Regions from separate parts of the Mus musculus genome. Here regions 2 and 3 are each linked to region 1. Evidence: chromatin loops called from intact Hi-C (ENCODE). Cell type or tissue: left cerebral cortex. All regions are shown on one strand. Region 1 overlaps Phactr1 (phosphatase and actin regulator 1). Region 2 overlaps Phactr1 (phosphatase and actin regulator 1). Region 3 overlaps Phactr1 (phosphatase and actin regulator 1).

Region 1 (8,000 bases):
AGTTTAAGACAGGCAATGACAGAAGGGAGAAAGGAGTTTCAAACCTTTCTTGCATCGTGGATATATGATAAATTTATTTTTTTCAAAGTACACCCCTCTGAATGGTTCTATATCTGCCTGGTATTAGCCTAAATGTGTCCGTTTTGGTAAGAGCTAAGGAACTTCTTAAACGTTATGGCTTGGGAATCAAATGTCCCCTGTAGGCTCAATGCTTGGTTTAGGCTGATGGAACTGGTTGGGGGAGATTGTGGAACCTTCTGGACTGAGAGCCTAGATGGCCAACTTGCATACTGCCACAGGGTTCTCCTTGTGGGTTATAGTTGGCCTGGCCTCTGATCTAGGATCTGCTTGTTGTCCAGCAAGTGACAGTAAGAAGTCACGGTTCCCTTCTCAACAGACTTGGCCACCACCATGCCTTTTAGTACCATGATGTGCTGATACAACCCCAAACATGAGTGAAAACAAGTCCTCTCCCCCTTCACTGACCTGGGCTGGGAATTCTTCCACAGCACCAAGAAAAGCAGCAGATACAAAGCATAACAAAAGCTCTTCCCTTAACTCTGCCCACTTCCCGTTCCTAAACCATGGGGTTTGGAACAGAGCACTCTCAGCTTCTCACATTTAGATTCCGGGAGCACGTCAGGGGCCTCTGACATCACCATAATTTTGTTCTCCTCCAGAAAGCCCAGTTTCTGGTTACTATCTTGCTGGCTGATGGCTGGTGTCCATCCTCACCTTCAGAACCCAGCACAACTCCTTTCCTCTACAAGCTTGCTTGCGTCCTCCCCACTGCGCCTCTGACACCACCACTACTACCCTCCTGCCCCAATTGCTACAGATCAGCCTTCCATGGATGCCTCTCTCAACACAGCTCCACCTTGTCCATTAAATCTCTGTAGGACCTCCTCCACAAGAGCTCCCAGCCCAGATAATGAGCACATTGTTCTCTGTGACTATTCCTGATTGGAGATCTGATGTTTCCATTCAGTGTGTGTTGTTGTTCTTACTGATGTCTAGCCTTTTACCAAGTGTCTCCTCTTCCCCACTAAACTTTAAGCCCTGTGACACCAGAAGTCCTACCTTTTTGCTTTGGAGCTAAAATATGCACTCTTCCCATAGACAATTAATGGCATCACCATACTGATTCCCGCAGGGGCCTCTCAGACCTTACCGCATCCAGGTCTCTTGAAGATCTTGTTAAAATGCAGATTTGGAGGCAGAGCTTGGGATGTGCAATTGTAATAGGCTCCTTGAATCTGCAGGTCTTTGGGATTGCATCTCAAGTAGCAGAGTCTCTGGACACCAAACCAATTTAAGTCAAGTGTAGAATGGGACGGGAGCAGGTTGTCATTCAAATAAGTGACAAAGAGATGGATCATCATGGCTCCTTCCTAGTTAGATTATCTGGGTAAAAAGTTCGGGAAGACCACCGAGACCTGTTCGAGGTGACAGGACGCGTGGGGATGCTTTTCCCTTCAATATAATATATTCCTCCCTGCTTTTAAAGCTGACGAAAAGCCCCGCTGTATTTTTTTTCTTTAATAAAATACCTTAGGATGGCCGTTTTCTTGATGCAAGGGAGAGGAAAACTGCCAACGGTATCAACTGAGTTAAGCCAGAACAGGCTAATCATTAGGCATGAGTTGTCTGTGGGTGGAGACAAGCACAGGTCCTGTAAAAGGCATCCCTTGGCACCACGAGCTGTCTGTTAGGATGCTTTAACAGCCGACGTCAGAAACAAGCTTCAGCAAGGAGGAACACAGTGCACAGAACAAGGTCAAGAGCAAACACAAGGAACACGTCCCCATCAGCCCCGCTACTTGCTGAAGTAAACTGGTGCCAGAAACCGCCAGATATAACCGCCAAACACTACATGTGTTGGACTCTGATCGTCTTAGCCAACCTTCTGTTGTAGCAATAGGAGATGGCAGCTCTGTCCTTCAGCCTCAGATATAAATCTTCATACATCTAAGAAAAACATGGTGGTGGTGGTGGCAGGGGGGAGATGATCTGTCAGCCTCCCAGTTGACTGTAGCAGCTGCTGGTTACACGTGGCTGCTATCCTTTTAAGTTGTAGCTAGTGCAACTGAGAAACTGGGTCGTAATTTTATTGCCCTGTAAAGTATTAGTACATAAATAGCTTCATATCACAAACAGGTACCATCGGGCAGCACCAGTTAGAGGCTGTAAACTCAAGGAGGACAGCTAGGAAGAGAGAGCACCAACCAAGTAGCTGTCCAAGGCAAGTCAATTCTTCTTGCACATTTCTCTTAAATGAAAGGCCCCCGCCTCCAGGACATATCCTTTGATATGTGAGCTTTTGCTAGCGGCTATGTCCAAGTCTGCTATGCTACAATCACAATTGTACTTGGCCAATTAAGATCAGGACACACAGCCTTGGGTCAGGCTTAGTATTCAGGGGGTGAATAACAGATTGCTTCCAGTCCAGTTGTTTTAATGAGGCCAGGTGGGGTTGACGCAAGTCTTCTTATTCTGACCTGTGGGGCAGAGAGTGAAGTTGGAAAGGCTGGCAGGGCTCAAAATACTGTTTTAAAAAGATGTAATGTCCCCAAACCTAGGATACCCAAGATATAAGATATAATTTGCTAAACACATGAAACTCAAGAAGAATGAAGACTGAAGTGTGGACACTATGCCCCTCCTTAGATTTGGGAACAAAACACCCATGGAAGGAGTTACAGAGACAAAGTTTGGAGCTGAGATGAAAGGATGGACCATGTAGAGACTGCCATATCCAGGGATCCACCCCATAATCAGCATCCAAACGCTGACACCATTGCATACACTAGCAAGATTTTATTGAAAGGACCCAGATGTAGCTGTCTCTTGTGAGACTATGCCGGGGCCTAGCAAACACAGAAGTGGATGCTCACAGTCAGCTAATGGATGGATCATAGGGCTCCCAATGGAGGAGCTAGAGAAAGTAGCCAAGGAGCTAAAGGGATCTGCAACCCTATAGGTGGAACAACATTATGAACTAACCAGTACCCCGGAGCTCTTGACTCTAGCTGCATATATATCAAAAGATGGCCTAGTCGGCCATCACTGGGAAGAGAGGCCCATTGGACTTGCAAACTTTATATGCCCCAGTACAGGGGAACACCAGGGCCAAAAAGGGGGAGTGGGTGGGCAGGGGAGTGGGGGTGGGTGGATATGGGGGACTTTTGGTATAGCATTGGAAATGTAAATGAGTTAAATACCTAATAAAAAATGGAAAAAAAAAAAGATGTAATGTGCTCTGGACACACAGTTCCTCGCTTCTTGGCAGAGCTAAGAGGAAACCTAAGATGAAGGCAAGGCCTAAGGATTAGAAAATCTGTTTGCCCATGACATGAGATTCATCCCTTTAGGCATCCGAACAACATCACAAATGTATCTTTGTCATCTCCCAGATACAAGGTAGTATGAGCTGGGAATCCAGTGGCACCTAATCTGAGAAGAGCAGAGGCAGTGCCATTACCTCTAGGGCTGACGACCTAGCTGAGAAAGGGAGATATTACCAAAGACCTTGATGGACACTTGTACAAAGGGGCATCTGATTAAAGAGAGCACCTCTCCAACATCTGCCCCCTACCCTGGGGCTGACATCCTTTCCAGGGCAGAGGGTGGCAGAACACACCGACTTACCAATAAGATAAAAGTGAAACTGCCTGTGCCTGTTTGGGCTGACAAATGATTGGATGGTAGATTGTGTGCCTAGAAACAATACGAGGTAGCACGTGACCCTCACAAGGGTGCCAAGCCTCTCTGGTTAGGGGAGAGACAACAGCAACCTTGGTGTAGTTCAGTTTCCCAGAATAGTTTGAAGTTAGCATCCAGAAAGTTCTTGGTAACAACAGGAAGTGACTGTCCGACTGTACATTCTTTGATTGACACTATTTTGGTAGGTTCAAATAGAAGGAACTGGGTATGGTAAGGTTGAGGCACAGAGGGAACGGGACATTGTGGAGTCTGACACACCTGGCTGTAAACAACAGTTTCTCTTGTTTACAGTTCCTCAAAATCACCCCACCCCCACCCGGAGCTTGTTAACTGTTACAGAACCCTGGGTCTCAACAATGGCCCAGGAAACCAGAATCTCCAGGCCTCAGGGTGTTTGTTTGTTTGTTTGTTTTTAAATAAATAAAGCATTTAAGATGTTTGTAAAGTGTAGCTTCTCTCAAAGCCTAGATTCCCTGAAAAGTTCTTTAAGAGTCTCGGGATGCCCTATAAATGATGAGTGGATTTTAAACACAAAGCGACCTTTAAAAGTCACTCAGAACCATCAAAACCTCAACAAATGAGACTGTGGCTTTGCCTTCTTTCGGGAGCTGTTCTTTGGAAGTCTTCGAGGCAGACAGGGCGCCTGCCTTGCTCGGCCTGAGATCACAGAGCAATGGCAGCTGAGGAGCATTCAGTGAACTAGCTAGTGTCCCTAAAGTTGCATGTTGAGGGTGGCTGGAAGATGGGTTTCCCCCTTTGACTTCAACTAAGGACCCTGGAGTAAAGTCCCCTTCATCTCGGGGAAGCTTTCCCACTGGAAGCAAAAGCAAGGATGCTGTAACAGGTTGTCTAGTCCTGGGTTGTGGTTGGACCCGCCTGAGAATATAATTTGTTCTGGCCTCAGTTCCACCCTAGAGCTGGGACAGCCGCCTGCTGTAGTACATCTTGCTTGCGTTTGGCAGCGGGAGTCCTGGAAGGGGGTGGCTGTGGCATCCTGCCCTGAGTTTCCAGAGTGAAGGTGGCCACAAAACCCCGCCGGCTGGGAGCTGCGGGGCGCTGCGATTCACCGAGGGGTGGGGCTGCCCCGGGGAGGCAGAGCCCAGGAGACCCAGAGCTTCGCTGATAGAAGAGCGGATTCAGCCCTCTGCAGCCCTTCCCACCTCCACCCCGCCCGGGGTCTCGGGATTTGTCCAGGCTCGAAGAGGTCAAGACCTCGAGCGCGCCATCCCGCCCTGCCCTGCCCCGCCCCGCAGTGGCGCTGGTGTGGCGTGGGGGCATGCGGGCGCGGCCGGGGGACGCGAGTGGCAGAGCCCGGGGCAGCGATCGGCGACCAGCCCCGGACGCTCGGGGAGCGGATGGCGGAGCCCACGCGCGCCGCGAAGCCGCGCTGCAGACAGGGCGCCGTGCCAGGCGCGGGCGCCGCCGTGAAGCCCAAAAAGAAAGCTTTTTATTTGCTGAGCATGAAGCCCCCGAAGGACCCCGCCCCCAACAACAATAACAACGTGTCGTTTGTGATCCACTGTCAACTGGGCAAGGAGATCAAGCACATTTGCAGCAACTGCAGCCGGGGGGAGGACGGCCGCGACGGTGAGTGCCCGGCGCGTCGGGGAGGTGGCGGGAAGGTGGCTCTGTCAGTCCACGGACCCGGGTGCTGACGGAATCTGCCACCTGGACAACTGTGGAGACCTTCGCTCCCCGCAGCCGGGCCCTGCACTTTGCAGAGTGTCACCGGGAGCCAGTGGGCTTTCAGCAGCGCCCAAAGAATCAACTGTAGGCTTTTTGATTTGACAAGATGGGGGGTCTTAGGGGATCTGTCCACAGCAGCAACAGAAGCTTAAAAAAAATGTTACACCTGTTCCCCCACCCCCACCCTCACCCCAACCCCCAGCCCCATCTCTGCTGTGAAATTTGCGGGGTTACATTACAGATTGTGGGCTTCCTTCAGGTGGGGTCCCTGGAAGAAGTCATTGGCCTTGACCTCTGAGGGACCCAGCTCACTGAGCATTTGTGGAGTTGTTTGGAATGGTGTCTCTTTAGAGTAAAATATGGCTGGGGTATTTGTTTGTTTGCTCGTTTGTTTGTTTATTGAGTGCCACAGCTCGTCCCTCTTGGACAGATGCCCAGTGCTCAGAGTGGGGGAGGTGCAGGCAGCAGCCCTGGGCAGAAAGAGCCAAGGACCAGGGATAGTTGGCCCTGGAGCAGGCAGAAGCCTCTTCTTGTGTGTGGACTCCTCTGTGGAGGTGCCTATATAGGAGTCTCCTGGCAATTCCCCAGCAGCTCGGTGTGCAGATTCTGGTGGGCCACTGAAGGTCGCGGAAAAGTTTTTAAGCAGCAGATGTAACAGAGGCCAGCCCTGAGCTCAACGCTTAGCTCCAGTTACACCTGCTTGTGCAGGCAGCTTTTCAGTGTTCCCTTTGGAAGTACAGAGATTACTTAGACACCCCCCCCCCCCCAGTTCTCTGCCGGCCTCGGAAGTGCTCCGTAATGAAGTGACTGCGGATGGCCTAATGTCTTTTCAAAATTAGAGTCCTGCTCTCGTAATTATAGTTTTCTTTGATTAAAATGTGAGAGAGGCTGGGTGGTGTGGAGCGAGCAAGCGAGTCACCCAAGAGCAAACTGGGACAGTCCCGGAGGTGGGAGGACAGAGAGAAGCCCTTCCTGTTGGGTTTAATGGTATTTGAGTCACACATGTTGACATGCGTCTGTTTCTTATGTTGGCATGTGTCTGTTTATTATGCTGACTGCTAAACTGGAGACAGCAAGGTGAATGCATGTGAGCAGATTAATTGGACCCCAAACTAGACCTTTCCCATACAGTATAATGGAGAATGTGTTTCGAGCCAAGCTACTTATTAAATGCCAGTCACTCTGTTGACTGAACGGTATCCCAAATGGGCTGCTTCCCCATTCGTGGGAGTTTGTTTAAATGAGTGTCTCTGTGCACTACTATAAAAAGGGAAGGGTGTTTCTACACTCAAGGATGTATGCTTATGTATGTAATTATGAGCTCCATCACCGCTAACATGTGCTGTGTGCGGTTCAAGGCTGGCATGTATTTTAACCTGCCATCTGCCTTCCTTTCAGGACTCGTGCTTTCTCCATAGCCTCAAATTTCAGAATGCTCTCAGAAGTGTGTACTGAGGATGTTCTTGTATCACTTAACATGATACACGTATTTAATCGCAGAAGATCCATATATGAGGAGGGCTAAGGTCGTCGTGTCTAAGTTTTACCTAATTTTGTACCACTATACCAGGTGTGTGGTACTCTCATTTGTTGAGCCAAATAAGAGTGTGGTACCGTTGGGTTCATTCTTTTTCTGTATGGCAGGAACATCAGAAAATTTTATTTCATTCACTGAGTGTGTGTGTGTGTGTGTGTGTGTGTGTGTGGTGTGTGTGTGTATGTGTGTATATGTGTGTGAGTGTGTGTGAATGTGAGAGTATATGTGTGTGGTGTGTGTATGTGTGTGTATGTGTGTGAGTGTGTGTGAATGTGAGAGAGTGTGTGTGTGCATGTGTGTGTGCATGTGTGTGGTGTCTATGCCTGAGCCATGTCACCCATACAGAGGTCCGAGAAGAATAACTTCGAGGAGTTAGTTCTTTCTGTCCACCACGTGGGCCTCAGGGATCTGCACCAAGCGCTTTAATCTGCTTAGCATTTCACCCGAGCAATGGCCTTTTTCAAGTAAATGTATGCTCAGGGCTTAAAGGGGACAGATTTCTCCCAAAACTTATAGAGAAAGACCTTCCTTTCTTCTCCTGCTTTTTCCTTGCGGTGCTGGGGATAGAACCCTGGGCCTTAGACATGCCAGGCGAGCTCTCTCCCAAAGAACTACATTCCAGCCAGAGAAAGATGCTTGCGGTGGCTCTCCCTTCTGCAGCATCTCTCACTCTCTAAGTCTGCCTCATCCCTGATCAACCGTAAAGAGGCCACGTAACTACATCCACAAAAAAGTCTGTCCTGTTTAAGTAGTCTTCCTTAAAATGACGATTTTGTTGTAAACACTTGAAGCATATTTTTATAATTTTGCCACCTAAAGATCTCTAACCAAATGTCTTTTGCTGATATGTAGTAAATTTTAAAAGAAAAAAAATATTCTTGACTAGTTGAAGAGAATATAAAAATAAATTTAGCCACTAACTTCTTAAAATTACACTTATTCATTTGTGTGTATTTGTGTGTGTGTATGTGTGTGTATATGTGTGTGTGTGAGGGTGCATTGTGTGTACATGTACACATGCCATCACACATGTATGCAGATCAGAGGATACCCT
Region 2 (8,000 bases), 71 kb after region 1:
CTGGGGAAACCCCGTCGCACTTCTGGAGCCCGCTTTTACTTGGAGATGAACTGGTGACTGCAATGCCCTTGGAGCTTGCTTCCTTCCCTCATGCGTGAAGTCAAGAGTCTGGAGGAGATGGGTCTCAGGCTTCTGTCAGTCATAATATTTTTTTGTTTTCCTATGAGTACATTTGAGGAGAGTGTGTCAAGTTTTATTAAGTGCTTTTCCAGTTGGATTCAGATACGGTAACAGGAAAAAAAATGACCAAAATAATATTAACCTTCTGCAATCAAAACATTCTCTTGTCCAATCCCCCCACCCCCATGTCTGCTTCTGCTTCTGTTGGAAAGTACTGAAAAAATGCTACCCAAAGGCTTATTTAAATTAAGTGTGGAGTTGTGGCTGGTCCCTTTAAAATAAAGGCTGTAGCAGCAGAAAATGGGGAGGTGGCTCCGTGGGTAAAGTGTTAACTGTGCAAACATGAAGAACTGAGTTCACACAGCCAGCACCCATGTAAAAGATCAGGTGATGGCATTTGCCTCTCATTCCCGCACTGGATAGAGAACAGGCAGATCCCAGTCCCCTCTGGTCAGCCACTCAGGCCAGTCAGTAACACACACACACACACACACACACACAGAGAGAGAGAGAGAGAGAGAGAGAGAGAGAGAGAGAGAGAGAGGCTATAGCAGTAGGCTATGCTAGCCGGAGCATAAGAAATCTAACAAATGATGTTCCCCTCAGCACTGCTAGTTTCTTTCCTAGACTAACAGCTCACAAAGTAAGTCATTTTTGCCACTCTTCCTCTACTTAATGGGAAAGATCAGTCACAAGCCTTGTAAGGTACACAGCTCTCAGCCCAGGCTTGAAGAAATTTCCCTGATGGCCACTCTCCCGCCCTACAATATTTTACATCCTGCCTCTGGTCCTCACAACTCCTTCCTCCTTTTTCTTCTCTATTTCCTGGTGTCTGTTTCTGTCTTTTTGTTTGCCTTCTCTTCCATCCCTGTGTCACCAACAGATCAAAAACAACAGCTGGCTGCATAAACTACCTGGTTAGCATTTCACAGGAGGGGCCTGGCTTTTCATGTGGCCTCTGAGGAGAAACTTGGTTCTTCTTTACAATATCTCTACCTGGGTGGCTTTCTCCTTTTGGTATGGTTCCATTGGCCCTCTGTCTCCTAACAGATCCATCTCTCCAGCCTCTGCTTCTAAAGGGACAAGCCACACTTATTTAAATAAGCTTTTGAGGTAGCATGTTAAGTACTTCCAAATAGTTAGAGGCAGAAGCAGTCATTGTGCAGTTGGACAAAGGGATGTTTTGCTAACAGGGATAGTTAGTATCATTTCGATCATCTCACTGTTGCCATTCTTACACTTCCCTTAGTCTGGATCTTGTTTAAAGTGTTAACTTCTTTCAGATCTGGAAAAAAAAAAAGCCATTCCCCATACTGCCCTCCAGATCCTCACCAAAGCCCTGTAAACACAGGTCAGATGTTTTGATCCCCCATGTCTGTCAGTCTGTCTCTACCTCTTCCTCTACCTCTACCTCTACCTCCATCTCTGTCTGTCTACCTTTGATTCTGACCTTTTTATAGTGATGTATAGTCATCCCTTCTACAGCCCACTTCCACACTCAGTGACTTTTCCCTGCAGGAAAACCTGGAACCCAGCTCAGAGCACAGTAACACATTTCCTCCACTCAAGAGCAGGGATGCCATGCTATCCAGCTGTGCCAGCTAGCTTGTCAACCTGACACAAGCTACAGTCATCTGAAAGTGGGGACCCTCAATGGACAAAATGCTTCCATAAGATCTGGCTGTAGGACATTTTCTTAATTAGTGATTGAACAGGGAGGGCCCAGCCCATTGTAGGTGGTGGCATTCCTGGGCTGGTGGTCCTGAGTTCTGCAAGAAAGCAGTCTGATGTAAGCCATGGAAGCAAGCCAATAAGCAGCGTCCCTCCATGGCCTCTGAATCTGTTCCTGCCTCCAGGTTCCTGGCTTGTTTGAGTTCCTGTCCTGACTTCCTCTGGTGACAAACAGCAAGAGGAAGCATAAGCCAAATAAACCCTTTCCTCCCAGTTTACTTTTGGTCATGGTGTTTCATCACAGCAATAGCAACCCTGACTAAGACACCAACTTTGTGTCCTGGTAGCTTAACATGGTCTTGGAAAAAGAAAGTGCCAGTTATATTTTGAAGTGGTTTATATAAAGCTTCAAAAAGCCAGAAAACAGAGAAATTTGTTTTCAGTCTTCTAAGAACTTGTTCAAGGGTCTATTTCGTCATCTTCTCTACCCACCCCACCCCCCCAATGTATATGAACAGTTCCTGTGAGGACAAACACAGTCCCCTCTCATTAGACTATTCTTTGTCTCCCACTATGAGCCCATCTCAGGTGGGGTCACCCTTCTTCTCCACAGCTCAAGCCCCATTCCCTGGAATGCCATCTCAACAGGGAATCATGGCTCCCGGGTACCCAGAATGTGGTTAAAAGAGGGATGCAGACTTCAGACGGATGCACCATTGGTCTGTACGCTTTATCCCAGGCTTGCAGGGAGTGGGTCACAGGAACTCAGCTGAGGGGACATTTTCGTGGGTCCAACTGTCCATGGGGGAGTATGTGAACTTGTTGCCTGAAAGATTCTGGCTTAACTCTTCCTCTGTCGCTCCAGCTGGGCACATTGGAGAGAGGTTGGGGGTGGACTTGGACTCTTCTCTTCTTCTTCTTTATTGTGCCATTGTTTCTATTTTAATCAAGATCAAGAAGAGGGGAGGGCAATGGGAGTGCAGAGGGCAGAGAGGGAGGATGGAAAAGAAGGGGGAGGCAAAGAAAGAATTTAAGAAGCATGTATTCTGGCATGCATGGGATAGCCTGACCTTCCTGTAGCATCCCCATTTAGGACTAGGTAGGCCAGGAAGTGAGTAGCCATGGCAGAAAATCCTCCAAGATTTAAGTGAATGGAGGCCCAAAACGAAGAATGACCTTGAATTTAGAATCGTACTTGAAGCTAATTCTTAATTCAGGTGGAGTATTGTGAAGTGTTCTAATAGAACAAAGGCTCATGAGTCCCACTGGGGAACCTATCAAGAGGCAGAACTGGGCTTTGATCCTCAGACTTTCCCTAGCTCTGAGTTCTGAGAGTTAACTCGAGTAAGGAAGAGCAAGCAGGTGTGTAGGACAGTTGTGGCTTCTGAGGTCCTTTGATCCCCCGTGCCGCTGCTTCTGGCTGTGGACTTGCTTCGTGGTGCTTTGAAAGAGTCTCAGCCACCTCCTCTCACTGTGTGATTTGGTGCTTTGAAAGAGTGACGCCACCTCCTCTCACTGTGTGATTTGGTTTAAAGCGCGTGCCTTCAAATGACCACTTTTGAGATGTCACACTACTTTGTAGCCAATGTTTTCAGACAGATTACGATGAGAGTGTCATAACCCAGACTTGGATTTGGTCTCCCCAGCCCGATTTTTTGCCAACCTGCTTCACTGGATGGAAATCACGCTGGTAAGCAAAGAACACAAGCTGGGTGCTTTTCCCTCCCTCCTTGCTCTTAATTCTGGTGTCCTAGGAACCACACGAGCAGTAGGCTTATCTACAAGACTCTGAATGTGAAAAGGCAATACCTCATGTGTCAGAGATTACTGTAGACCCTTCAAGGTCATTGGCTAATTGGAAATAGCCCTGAGGGGTCACATACATCTTTTAACTTTTTTAACAGGGAGATGGACTTGGGAAGCTTCTGGGTGAAGCAGATTGAATCTTGGTGACAGTGGATACATTTTCATAGTATTCATTGAATTTGATAGGCACTCTAAGGAGACGTCACAGTGAACGGCAGGGGAAATGGTGCAAAGATGGCATCAACTAGAGTGAAAGAATTGAACCAGGGATGGGGTGGGGCCAACATCTGTAACCCCAGCACAGCAGAGATTATCACAGAGAGTCAGGAGTGCATGGCCAGCCTTCCTTGGCTGCACAATGAATTTAGAAGCCAGTCTATGTTACCTGAGACCCTGTCTGGACTGGGTAGATGACACAGTTGGTGGAGTGCTTACCACACAAGCATGTGGACCTGAGTTCCAATCCCCAGAACCCGTGTTTTTATTAATAAACTAATAATAATAATAATAATAATAATAATAATAATAATAATAATAATAAAAGCTAAGCATGGTGGTATGGTATACGGCTGTAATCCCAGCTCCTGGCAGGCAGAGGTGATCAGATCCTGAGGATTATTGACCAGTCAGCTCACCCAAATCAGTGAGTTCCAAGTTCATGAAAGACCCTGTCTCAAGAAAAGAGAGAGAACAATAGAGGAAGACACCCAAGGTGGCTATCTGGTACGCATAGACCTGGACGTTCACACAAATAGACCACATTCACACATGTGAACATAGATGCATACATGCATGCACAAGGAGCTTGTGAAGGTTTTCTGGTAACCTTAGTTTTCTGCTCGCTTCTTAAACATTCCTATTTCAGAATCCAGTCAGCGAGCGTCGCAGCTAAGTGGTTTTCAAAACATGGCTTTCCCAAGCATTATTGTTAGAGACAATCCTTGTATACAAAGGTGCTGAGGGAAAAAAAAAAAAATAACAGGTAAAGATAGGATCTATTGAGGAGTTGGTTTGAGGAGGTACAGGGTCCCCCGCCCCCCATTTTCAGCCATAACTTCTGAGGTTTGGGGGGTTAAGGGTGGGGTGGGGAGGCATCTTCTGTTTCACCTGTACACAACAGGGAAAGGGAGGGGGTGGGGTGAGAATGAAGGCTACTGAAGGCTCTCATGTAATGTTTTGTTCCTTGGTGATGGAGATGGAGGCCAAGGCTATCTTCCTGCTTAGTGCAGCCCACCCTGGAGCTGCACCCTCACCCCAAGACATCAAAAGGCCTTCACACTTAGAGAACCCATCTGTTGCTGAACAAGAAGAAAAGCAGGACTCCAGTCTTTTATCATGAACATAATTAGAAGAGAAGTTATTAGGACCTCAGTTTCCCATAAATGTAAATCTGGATACATCCAATGTAATACTTTATTCCAGAAGAAGATTAACTCCTTATTACCCAGAGAGCTCTGCTCTGCCAGGGTGAACTCCTGTGAGGCTCTGGTCATCTTGCTAGGAAGACTGTCTTGTAATTTCCACATGGTCTCCAGCATCTTATGTTTTCTGTGGAAAGATAAAAGGCATTGCACCTAGTGAAGGTGTGTTTGTGTCTAAGAAAACATTATCCATGCAAACTCATATTCATCCATGTCTGGGCCTCCCCAGCCTATCCATGCAGCCAGCTCCCATCAATCCTGCAGTGCCGTTGGCAACATTACAAAGGACTGACTGTCCTCTAAAATCATTTCTTGGGGTAATTTATTTTTACTTCTGTGTACCACACTGAGTTATTTGTGTAGCATTCTGAGACTTTTTTATCATTATTATTATTTTCTGGGTGATTGGAGCAAAGAGAAAGTTCCTGGGCTTCTGAGCCTTACAAAATCATTTAGCTTTGCACAAGGAAGTGGACTCAAAAGTGCAAGCAGGCCCCTCTGCCCTGGACAGATGCCCAGAACTGGCACTGAATGGTTAGTATCTAGATCTCATTCAGGCATGGCAGATGGCCTTACTGTAAACCCAGTGGTATCAGTAGCCTAGAGCCTGCTCTTGCCAGCCTGTGTTTCTTGGGAGCGTTCCATTTCCTACCGTTCCCAGAACTTCCTTCGGTATTCCCATCCCCCCAACATCCTCAGACGAACCTTTCCTCCTGCCACTCATAGGGTGACATCCTATGAACCTAACTCATCCCCCAGTCACTCCCAGACAGAAATGCTCTTCCTTCCCCTTTCCAGCTTCCCTGCTCTGTCCACTGGGTCTCTGTAGCCATCATCCTGTTGGAAAGGAAGATGGATCCTTCTACTCTCCAAAGAACAGTCTGAGTGCTATTCTCCCATCCATTCCAACCCCCACTCCATGGCCCCATCTTTCTTGACCTCAGCCTTCATCCCTATCTGCATCTTTCCTCTCCCAATTGGCCTTGCTGTTTGTCCCTCCCATCCGAGAATCCCGTCCTTGCTTTAAACTCTCCGGCAGCTGTCAGGGTTTGTATCTCAGGACTGCACTCTGCAAGATGTTCCCTGCTTTGCTGAGGCTGTTCCCTCAGGGCCCATGCCCTCCATGGTGCTGTCTCAGAGTTTGTGAGGCATGTGCCCAGGTCCCCTTCTCCTTTTCAATGTCTTCCTTCCTGTCCTGATGCCGTTTCAAGCTTTCTCTTGCTTTTCCTTCTCTCTCTGGCCATTATTCTACCCGTTCAGAATCTCAATAGGCTTTGTCTTGGGCCCCTTCTTTTCTGGACCCCCTCTCTAGAGGACTCTCAATCACACATCTGGCTTCAGGTGAAATCTACCTGCTGACAGTATTTACATTTCTGTCTCCACACACATTCTTTTCCAAATGTTGGGCTCATGCCCCCGCTGTCTCAACTTTGTTGCAGAAGAGGTTCAAGTACAGTATGGCAAGATCCAAACTCCTCATGTACATCTTACATGAAATTCTTTCTTTGTGTTCCCTCCCCTCCTCTACTTTCTTTAAAGGGAGGAACACAAGCTGATTGAGAACATTTGCATGGCTAACACTTTTCCCTGTCACTCTCTGAATCCTGTTGGTTTGGTTTAATTATTTATGGAGTGCCTTCAATCTTCTATAGTTCCTGTGATATCTTCCTAGGTCAACCACTAAGATCTCTTGTCTGGACCATCCCTGTAACCTCCTATTGGCTTCCTCTGTCCTCTTGGGTAACCTTTGATAGGCATCATCCCTGTATCCATGGTGATGAGAGGTCAACTGGAACACCACAGTCATTTCCATTCCATGCATCTGTATCAGGCTTACAAACTGGTCAGGTCCAGAATCCTAAGAGCTCCTCTTGGCTTTGCACAAGCCGGTTCTGTCCAGCAGCTGATCGGCTACTCAGTGATCAGTGGTGGATCTAGGCATGTGGTGCACTCTGTGCTCTTTCTGGCTCCACAGCCTGTGCGTCGAGCATCCCAGTCTTCCCTGGGATTCACAGACCGACCCTTTGTTCATGACACCATACTCATTGTGCCCTTGGTTTCCCAAGAACTTTCCTCAGTAGACAACATTGTATTTCTTCTAGTGATTTAGTATTTGTCCCATGATTAGTCTTAGGGTTTTTTTTAGTTTTTTGTTTGTTTGTTTGTTTGTTTGTTTGTTTTTTGGTCTGCCTGCAAAATGAGCAACACACAGGGGGCTTTTCAGCATACGTCACTACTTCTTTCTCCATGTTCAGAGCAAAAGCACTTGGGCAAGAATTATGAGCCCTGAGCTAATCCACATTTTCCATGGAACACCATTTTTTACTTGAAAGAAAGACTTGCGCAAAAGAATGTAGTTACTCACACATGAGCACTGTTCTCTGTCCTCTCTCACCAAGGCAAAGGTCACAATACATCACTGAGGGAAGTCAGGGCAGGAACTTCAACTGGAAACCATAGAGGAATGACTTTCCTGACAGCTTGCTCACTTGACAGACTGATACTCAGCTAACTTTCTTAGACAGCCAAAGACCACCTGCCTAGGAATGGTTCTGCCTGCAATTAGCAGTCAAGACAATCCCCCACAGACATTCCCGTAGGCCAGTCTGACCTGGTCAATCCCTCAACTGAGATTCTCTTCTCTAAAGACTGAAGCCTGTGTCAAAGTAGCAGTTCAAACTAACTGGAGCACTTACTGTGTAGAGATTTTTCTCTAAACAGAATGCAGTAGAACCTAGAACTCTAAGCCAGTGGTAGGATTTACTGCCAATGATGGTAGGATTTACTGCCAGTGATAAAATTGAGCTTATAAGCAAACATTTGAATTGTAAAACTTGTATCCACCCCCCAGGAAGTTGGCTCTGTCTCAAAACCTATACTTGTCTAAAGGAATCAGTAGGGTAGTAAAGGAATTTTTTTGACGCTGCAAAATGAAATACATCAACCTTCAGGAGAGTTGTGAAACTCAGTGAACTAATATTT
Region 3 (8,000 bases), 81 kb before region 1:
TATTCAACTGTCTGGGAGAACTCTCAGGTCATGTAATTAATGCATTAGAAAAGGAAGTGATGGGGAGTGGTTCAGAATAAAGGCAAATTAATTCAGTCTAATCAGTTCATTTGTTATCTGCAGAGAAGTAAATGGAGGTCGGGAGAGAATGGGAGGGAGTGGGAAATTATGCCTCCGACTTGAAATGATTTCATTTGGAAATTTTACATATACATAAAAGTTTTTTTTTGAAACAGTGTTTCTCCGTGGAGCTCTGACTAGTCTGGAACTTGCTCTGTAGACCAGAGTGACCTCAAACTCACAGAGATCCACCTGCCTCTGCCTGCTGAGTGCTGGGATTAAAGAAGTGTGTACCATCACCACCACCACCACCACCACCACCACCCAGATGAAAATTATAATTTTATTTTAGAAACTTATTTTACTTTATCAATCTTTGATTAAGACAGGCTATGAAGGGAGCTATTGTCTCATATTCCTACAGTGCTATTTATTGCCCTTTGAAAGGCATTGGTCTCTTCTTAAGGATCCTGGCACTTACATAGAATCTAGCAGACCGACCTGAGTCTCAACTTTGACCATTCTTCCTTCAAGTGTAGATTTTAACTCGTTGGCTGGACACCCTAATGAGACATCTCCGTTAGACTTTCCTTAAACTATATCTGGATGCTGCTGTGCAATAGTGCGGAGACACAATCAATGCTGGCACAATGGAAGAAATGATAAATTCCAGCAGCACATTTCTATATACTAATGATACCCAGAGACATACAGAAACTGATAAGCAAGGCAAAGAGACGTAATAGTTCAACTATCTTCCAAAGTCCATCAATCAGGACCGGTGAGGTAGTTGAGCAGTTAAAGGTGCTTGCTGCTAAGTCAGGCTCACTAAGTCAACCCCCAAGATTTTTAGGGTAGAAGGAGAGAACTGATTCCCGCCAGTTATCTTCTGACCTTCACATACGGGCTTGAGTGCATGCATACCCATGCGTGCGCGCGCGCGCGCACACACACACACACACACACAGTAAGTTTCTCAAAATCCAAGCAATCTTAAGCATCCTTAGTAGTAGCTTCCAAAGATCAGCTTTGACATACCATCATATCTAGGTCTATGTGTAGTCTATGGTCTGAGCAGAGTGTGGGGGCATCTCTGGCTGGCTAAACTGATAGTTGGTAGCACCAAAGTTCCCACATGTCAAGTGTGATGGGACTATGAAGGGCTCCTGACTAGAGACAGCTTGCAGATCTAGCAGACTCAATATCTAAGGAGACCTTTCTTTGTCTGTGGAAATACAGACTTAGGAATCGTGGACACCATTCTCTTTAGCGTCATAGCAAATATCATTCCAAGAGCAACTTTCTCCATGCTGAGCCCGTGGGAAGAACTCACCTCATCTGTATTCAAAATGCCCTGTCAGGCGCTTGGCTTCACAAGTAACCGTAGTCATTTTGGAGGAAGTAAGTACCCCACAAGTAATTTAGTGAGCCAGATGTCCTGCGGACCTTATTTACATGATAGAACCCTTCCTTGTGAGGTTGTATAGCATAAAAAGACAACTTGAGGTTTAGCTCATCCAATACAACTGGAGTTTATTAAGAGAGGGAAGATGGTCAAGATGCTACAAGAGTGGTCCAGCATCTCAGATTCGTGATAATCCTGTTTCCAGTCCACACCGCTGCCATAAGAACAAGAAGGCACGGAGCGGTGGTGGTGCACGCCTTTAATCCCAGCACTCGGGAGGCAGAGGCAGGCAGATTTCTGAGTTCAAGGCCAGCCTTGTCTACAGAGTGAGTTCCAAGACAGCCAGGGCTACACAGGGAAACCCTGTCACGAAAAAGGAAAAAAAAAAAAAGAGCAAGAAGGCAACACAAACTGATGCGCACTGTGGGGTTATGAATAGTGACGACTCTTTTTTTTGGGGGGGGGGGTTGGGTTTTCGGTTTTGTTTTTTTTGAGACAGGGTTTCTCTGTATAACCCTGGCTGACCTGGAACTCACTTTGTAGACCAGGCTGGCCTCTGCCCCCAAGTGCTGGGATTAAAGGCATGTGCCACCACCGCCCGGCGTGACAACTCTTTCTTAACTGTAGTGATGTAGGTGGAAACTTGGCTTTTGAATTCCTATTATTCAAACTATCTGGCTAACTTTCAACATAAACCAAAGGCTCGAGTAAACATTTGAGGAAATCCAGACCGCTAATTGAAAAACTAAAACAGCAACAACAACCTTGACACCATCTTTAGTCTCGAGCTTGTGAGATGGAAAAATCTCGTGAGAATTCCATCATCAAGGATCATGGGCGCAAAAGCTAGAGAAGTGGCTCCTGGGTTAAGAGCATTGTCTGTTCTTCTAGAGGAACCGTGTTCCAATCCCAGCACCCACACTGGTGGCTCACGGTTGTCTGCCACTCCTGTCCCAGCTGATGCAACACTCCCCACTGACCTAATTGGGCATTTCATATATGTGGTCCACAGACCTACATGGAGGCAAAACATGCATACACATAAAACAATAAAAAAAATTTAAGTGAAAAATAGCTTGATGTAGTAATGTATGCCTCTAATCCTAGCACTCAGGAGGCAGAAGAGAATGGATCTCTAAGAGTTCAAGGTCAGCATGGTCTACATAGTCAGTTCCAGAACTACCAGGTCTGCACAGAAGAACCCTGTTGAAAAAAGGTACATAGGTAGGTAGGTAGTTGATGGAGAGAGAGAGAGAGAGAGAGAGAGAGAGAGAGAGAGAGAGATTAATTTTTTACAAATCATGAGCATACCTTTCCAAATGTTAAGCAATTGTCTGCAAATATCCAAATCATAAACATGAGACTCTGTTATAAAGCTTTCTTGAATGACATCAGACATTTAGTAATTCCCCTATGAGGGCAATTTTGTTGTACTTAATGTTCAACGGCTACTATCAGACATCTGATTTCCCTCATGGGTCTGAGCTTGGCACGGCTCCTTTACAGGCCCGATCCACTCTTCAGTGCTGCACCGATTAGATCCATGGTCAGCCTTAGTAGGACCCCCATAGGAAGCCTGGGCCAGCCAAAGAGGAGCAGATGTTCCCCGAAGAGCTTCCTAGGTTAACTCTTTAATAAAATCTAAGCATCTAGGGTTAGAGGGGTCATCTCTGCACATCTGTAAGCAATAAACAGAAATAAACAAACACACATTTTCAATGTCTCTCCTGGTGACCTGCATGTATAATTGTGATGACCACTGCTACGAGATACTCATTGGCCAGGTATGAGCAGGCCAGGCCCTGATCCTCCTGATGGTCATGAAGTCAGGTACATCTCCACTTAGAAAGTGAGAAAATGAAGGTTCAGACCTGAGCCAGCTCAGTTCGACTCTACTACACTATAGCAGTTCCCTAACCAAGGGCTGAGAACCCCTCAAACAACCTGAGCTCAGGGAAGGCAGGAGATTTTTACCTCTGTCTGTGGTACTACGAGCAGCTGGCATCTCAGAGGGAGATAAAGGGGGCTTGCAAGGCAACTGTCTTAGTCAGGGTTTCTATTCCTGCACAAACAACATGACCAAGAAGCAAGTTGGGGAGGAAAGGGTTTATTGGGCTTATACTTCCATGCTGCTGTTCATCACCAAAGGAAGTCAGGACTGGAACTCAAGCAGGTCAGGAAGCAGGAGCTGATGCAAAGGCCATGGAGAGGTGTTTCTTACTGGCTTGCTTCCCCTGGCTTACTCAGCTTGCTTTCTTATAGAACTCAAGACTGCCAGCCCAGGGATGGCACCACCCACAATGCCCCCCCACCCTTGATCACTAAATGAGAAAATGCCCACAACTGGATCTCATGGAGACATTTCCTCAACTGAAACTCCTTTCTCTGTGATAACTCCAGCCTGTGTCAAGTTGACACACAAAACCAGCCAGTACAGCCACATAAAATATCTACTTGGCTTGGAAATTCTGTTTGGATAGAAAGAGGCAAGGGGTGGAAATGAGGGAGGTGTGGTTCGCACAAGTATTCAGTCACAACCTAGTGATCTGTAAGCAAATCCTTAACACTCACTCCCAGTGGAGTCAAGCATCGAATGTGCTCAGGGTCCTAACTGACGCGCAAGCTTCTTGCCTTTGACTGCCTTCTCCCCCATGCTATGCAGACCGAATGCCAGTGTGGGTATTGTAGCTAGCTGTATTTGATGTCCAAGCTCTCGGTGAGCCTGTTCTCACCTTTTATTTCTGTTCGGGTCTCTGCAGACATCATGGTCCAGTGCTTTGTGTTCAGAGCAAAAGCTGTCAAACCAGGATATATATATATATGTCATTGCGTCTTGTTCTAGAAAAGTTGCTCCAAATGAAAAGGTCCTGTCTCTTAAACAGTGTTTCTCTTCGGTTGGGATGCTCTTCAGCTCTCTGTCAATAGAGCAAATACCTGATAACCACTGATAGAGAAGAGGGGCATTGTGGCTCTGCTTGGAAAGTTCAAGCCTATGATCTCTTGGTCCTGTTGCTTTAGGCCATGGGGGTAGTCCATTGTGGGAGGAGCTCATGATGGAGCAAACGAGAGTAAGGAGGGGTCAGGATCCTACTACCCCATTCAAGGCTACATTCCAGTGACCTAAAGACCTCCTCTTAGACCCCACTCCTTAAACGTTCACCCCCTCCCAAAGGTACCACCTGAGGACCTACATCTTCCAGTACACAAGCCTTTGGGCAATCCTACATCTAAGCTGTGATAGCTAGCGAGACAGTCTAGCCTTTCAGTAAACTTGCCCATAAACTTGCCCAGGCCCTGGCAAGGAAACACTATCTTTGAATACAATGCTTGCAATATCAAGCCAATCTGCTAGAGGGCAATATACATTAAATAATAATGTGGAAGTTTGTCTGGGAGATAACACAAGGCTTGTTTGTTTAATTCAAAGGCAAGATCCTGAGTCTGTAAAACAGCCAAACAATTGTTTGTTTGTTTGTCTTAACAGCAAGCCAAAATGTCTACCAGCATCTCAGCTTTAAAAAAAAAAAAGAAAAAAAATCAGCATGCTTTTCAGGAGGCTCAACCCAGACACCTTTATTACTGTCTGTCTGTGTCTCCTTTCCAAAGAGCTTCACAAAATCACCTCATTGTGATTTGAGGCTGTAAACCTTCTCAGTCATCGGCTGTTAAAGTCTTGCCTGAATACACTGTTAATTAACTCCATGAAAGCAGCAGACAGAGGAGGGAAAGGCTCCACAGAAGAGAAAGGGACATTTGATGACCTTGTATTTCCATGGTGGCTTCAGCTGACCACAGCTTGCTTCCAGAGGACCCTGTTTCCAACACTAAGCAGAGGGCTCCGGTTGTTGGCTGATTTTTTTCTGTCTGTCAATACACAGAGTTGCTCAGAGAGAATGCCCTGCTTGGTCTTGCAAAGGTCTACTCCGCTGGGCCTATCTGTAAAAGCAGGATAGGCGCTAGGTAAGGAAGACAATGCCAAGTGCACAGAATGTTACCCATGGGAACCCATCCCAGACACCTCCTTCTACAGGAAGCACGCTACTGTAAGAAATGGCTTGTTTTAGTCTCCTGTATCTAAGAAACTGACAGTTCACACCAGCACAGATACATGATGCAGGAGAGAGGCATCTTACTTGAAAAAGCTTCATCCAAGTTCCCCTATCCCCCAAGAAGCATAGTTTAGCAAAACAGATTAGACATCAAGTTTCCTACCGAGAAGACCCCAATGTATGCAAGTGAACAACAGGTAGAAATTAGACAGCACTGTGTGAGAAGAGGCCCAAGGATGATGGCACAGGGTCCAGAGATGCATCAGCTAGCTGTGTAGTCTGGGAAGCCAGGTTGCCTGGCAAATTGGCTGTCAGCTCTCACTGTGTCCCACGCGCATTTAAAATGTCAAAACTAATGTAAACTTGAGCACTCAAAGTCCCACGACCCCCTTGCTGAAAACCTAAAGCATCATGAAGCAGTTAGGCCCTGAGCTGTTGTGAACTGAGTAGGATTGATCATTGTAAACAGCTTCCACAGGAGACTACATCTCCCCAGAAGAAGCCTGAGTGCAGGAGACAGTTCTTAAGTCATTCAAGGCCCTCAGCTGACTCCAGAGTCCCCAGTGACCTAATCTAAGTGAATTTAGGGCCAGGGGATTGGTTTGTCTAGTATCCCAATAAAACCTGAGCCCCAGAACATCTAAGCCCTTCTTCACCTGTATCCCAGCCCCTCTTGAAGCTAGAGGGGATCTCGGGGCATACACTCCTGAGAGAGTTGCGTGATTTTCACAAGCCGGAGAAACCAGAACTGAGCAGCGGACCTGCGGGGTGTGGCTTGCACTGGAGACAAAGTAGTTATGTACCAAGTATCAGTTAGTGACACGTCACAGTTAAATCTGGAAGGGCACGCAGAGGTGACATGTTTATGCCATGATGCTTTCGAAGGTGTTTCAGAAAACAACCCATTCTTCCTAGTAAATTTGGAAGTCAGGCAACCTGGTTCCCCTGAATGGCTAAGTGGTCTGAGGCATTTTAAGATTCCTCAATGTACTAGTGAGGCTTTCATTACTATGGGGAAAGTCCCCAGGCAGGCTAATTTTATAAAGACAAGGGGTTCTTTTCTTTTAATCAGAATTTTGAAGGCATGGTACTGGCCTTGGCTCAGCACTGGCAAGATTTCTCATGGCTACCTCACATCACTGCAGGAGTGTAGGTGCCTAGATACGCATGTGTGGCCCTTCTTCATGCATCTCTAGCAGGATTCATTTATGGACATTCTGTCCTAGTGTCCTTATTAACCCCACCACCTTCAAAAGGCTCGTCTCTTTTGTAATCTGATAGGGCAGCTGTTGAACATGTCCATTGTTGGTCAAGACATCTTTATGCCACACATGACTTCTCAATGTTATTATCAAGCTACAAAAGGAAAGTATCTGGGAAGATAAAGAGGAAATGGGGGCCAGGGGAAAGGCAGGATGATCACTGGTGCTCGCTGGCAGCCAGGCTAGCTGAAAAAAACACAAGTTCCAGACTCAGTGAATGAACTAGAGAGTTATGGCAACACCGCCGCCAGTCTCTGTCTTCCTCATCACACACGGTCGGGGTTCCTCACCGGTCGGGTTTCCTCACCGGCTTATCGGAGCGAGGGGAGGGGTACTGAAGGACGTGACTGGAAGTTTGAGAAGTTGGATTTCCAGGGCAAGCACGTCCAGACCTCACTGGAAAAGAAAGGGATTCAGCCCACCTGGATACAGGAGCAGCTCCCTGCATTGTTGAGGCTGCCCCGAGGACATTGAGCCTCAGGAACTGACTCTGGAACCAAGGAAGTCCAGGGAAAGTCTGAGATAGGACAGGAGCACAAAGCCTGCGTTTGCACAGGGACAGATGCAGCAATAGGGTTCCCATCTGAGCCAGAGCAGTAAGGGGCCCCGGGTGACTTCACACTGAGGGTGTGTGGCTGGGTCAGGGAGTTTCTGGATGTCCCTACATGTAAAGATGCTGCCACAGCGGAAGACAAGATACATCTACCAAACCAGGAAGTGCAGCTGGCCTCTTCCAGGACTGTCCCTTTAGTGATCTTTACTGGCCTAGTAGAGGAGGACCACTTAGTGTCCTCCTCTCAGAGCAGGCCCTGAGGGGGTAAGTGTGGCACTGATCAGTGTAGCATTCACCAATGATTCCGTTTCCCAAACTGAACATCTGCTCCATTTGCCACGTTTGATTACTGAATCCTTCTAATGGCTTAGATCTGTAGAACGGAATCCACTCTTCTCCCCACCTTCTCCCTCCACACTGTTCTTCAAGCTACTGTTCGATTCTGACAAAATCCTTTTGCTTTAAGACCTACTGTGTCCAACTGGCAATTCACAATATTACCAGGAGAAAGTGATCGGGGGTTGGGGGGGGGGGGAGATTTCGAAGGACCGTCTACAAAAAAAAAAAAACGCTCTCTTTTCTGTTACACTAAAAGAGGCTAAAACAAAACACAAACAAACATAACAAAATCGCCCCTGTGACTTCTCTTTGCCAAGCCCCTCGCCTTGGCC

What was found. A loop is a pair of places that touch in the nucleus more often than their neighbours do. Peaks named below come from ENCODE experiments on the same cell type or tissue, not always from the same donor. Only the 100,000 strongest peaks of a DNase experiment are listed, where the experiment ranks them.
Region 2: it touches region 1 in a loop (2.1-fold over the local background); 2 of 42 quality-filtered maps call a loop at or near these places.
Region 3: it touches region 1 in a loop (2.2-fold over the local background); 2 of 42 quality-filtered maps call a loop at or near these places.

What each region holds. Positions count from the first base shown.
Region 1 is chr13:42,911,558-42,919,557 of GRCm38, forward strand. The region is part of intron 3 of Phactr1 (phosphatase and actin regulator 1); the gene reads left to right. Among named protein-coding and RNA genes, the nearest start is that of Gm52053, 97 kb to the right of the region's middle. In left cerebral cortex, no CTCF peak of the experiment used is centred here; DNase peaks (open chromatin) are centred at 4,700, 5,146, 5,885 and 6,413; H3K4me3 peaks cover 2,547 bases; H3K27ac peaks cover 1,627 bases.
Region 2 is chr13:42,982,814-42,990,813 of GRCm38, forward strand. All of the region lies in intron 4 of Phactr1 (phosphatase and actin regulator 1), which reads left to right. Among named protein-coding and RNA genes, the nearest start is that of Gm52053, 26 kb to the right of the region's middle. In left cerebral cortex, no CTCF peak of the experiment used is centred here; DNase peaks (open chromatin) are centred at 3,285 and 5,525; H3K27ac peaks cover 281 bases.
Region 3 is chr13:42,830,874-42,838,873 of GRCm38, forward strand. The region is part of intron 3 of Phactr1 (phosphatase and actin regulator 1); the gene reads left to right. Among named protein-coding and RNA genes, the nearest start is that of Phactr1, 150 kb to the left of the region's middle. In left cerebral cortex, a CTCF peak has its summit at 4,812; a DNase peak (open chromatin) is centred at 4,817.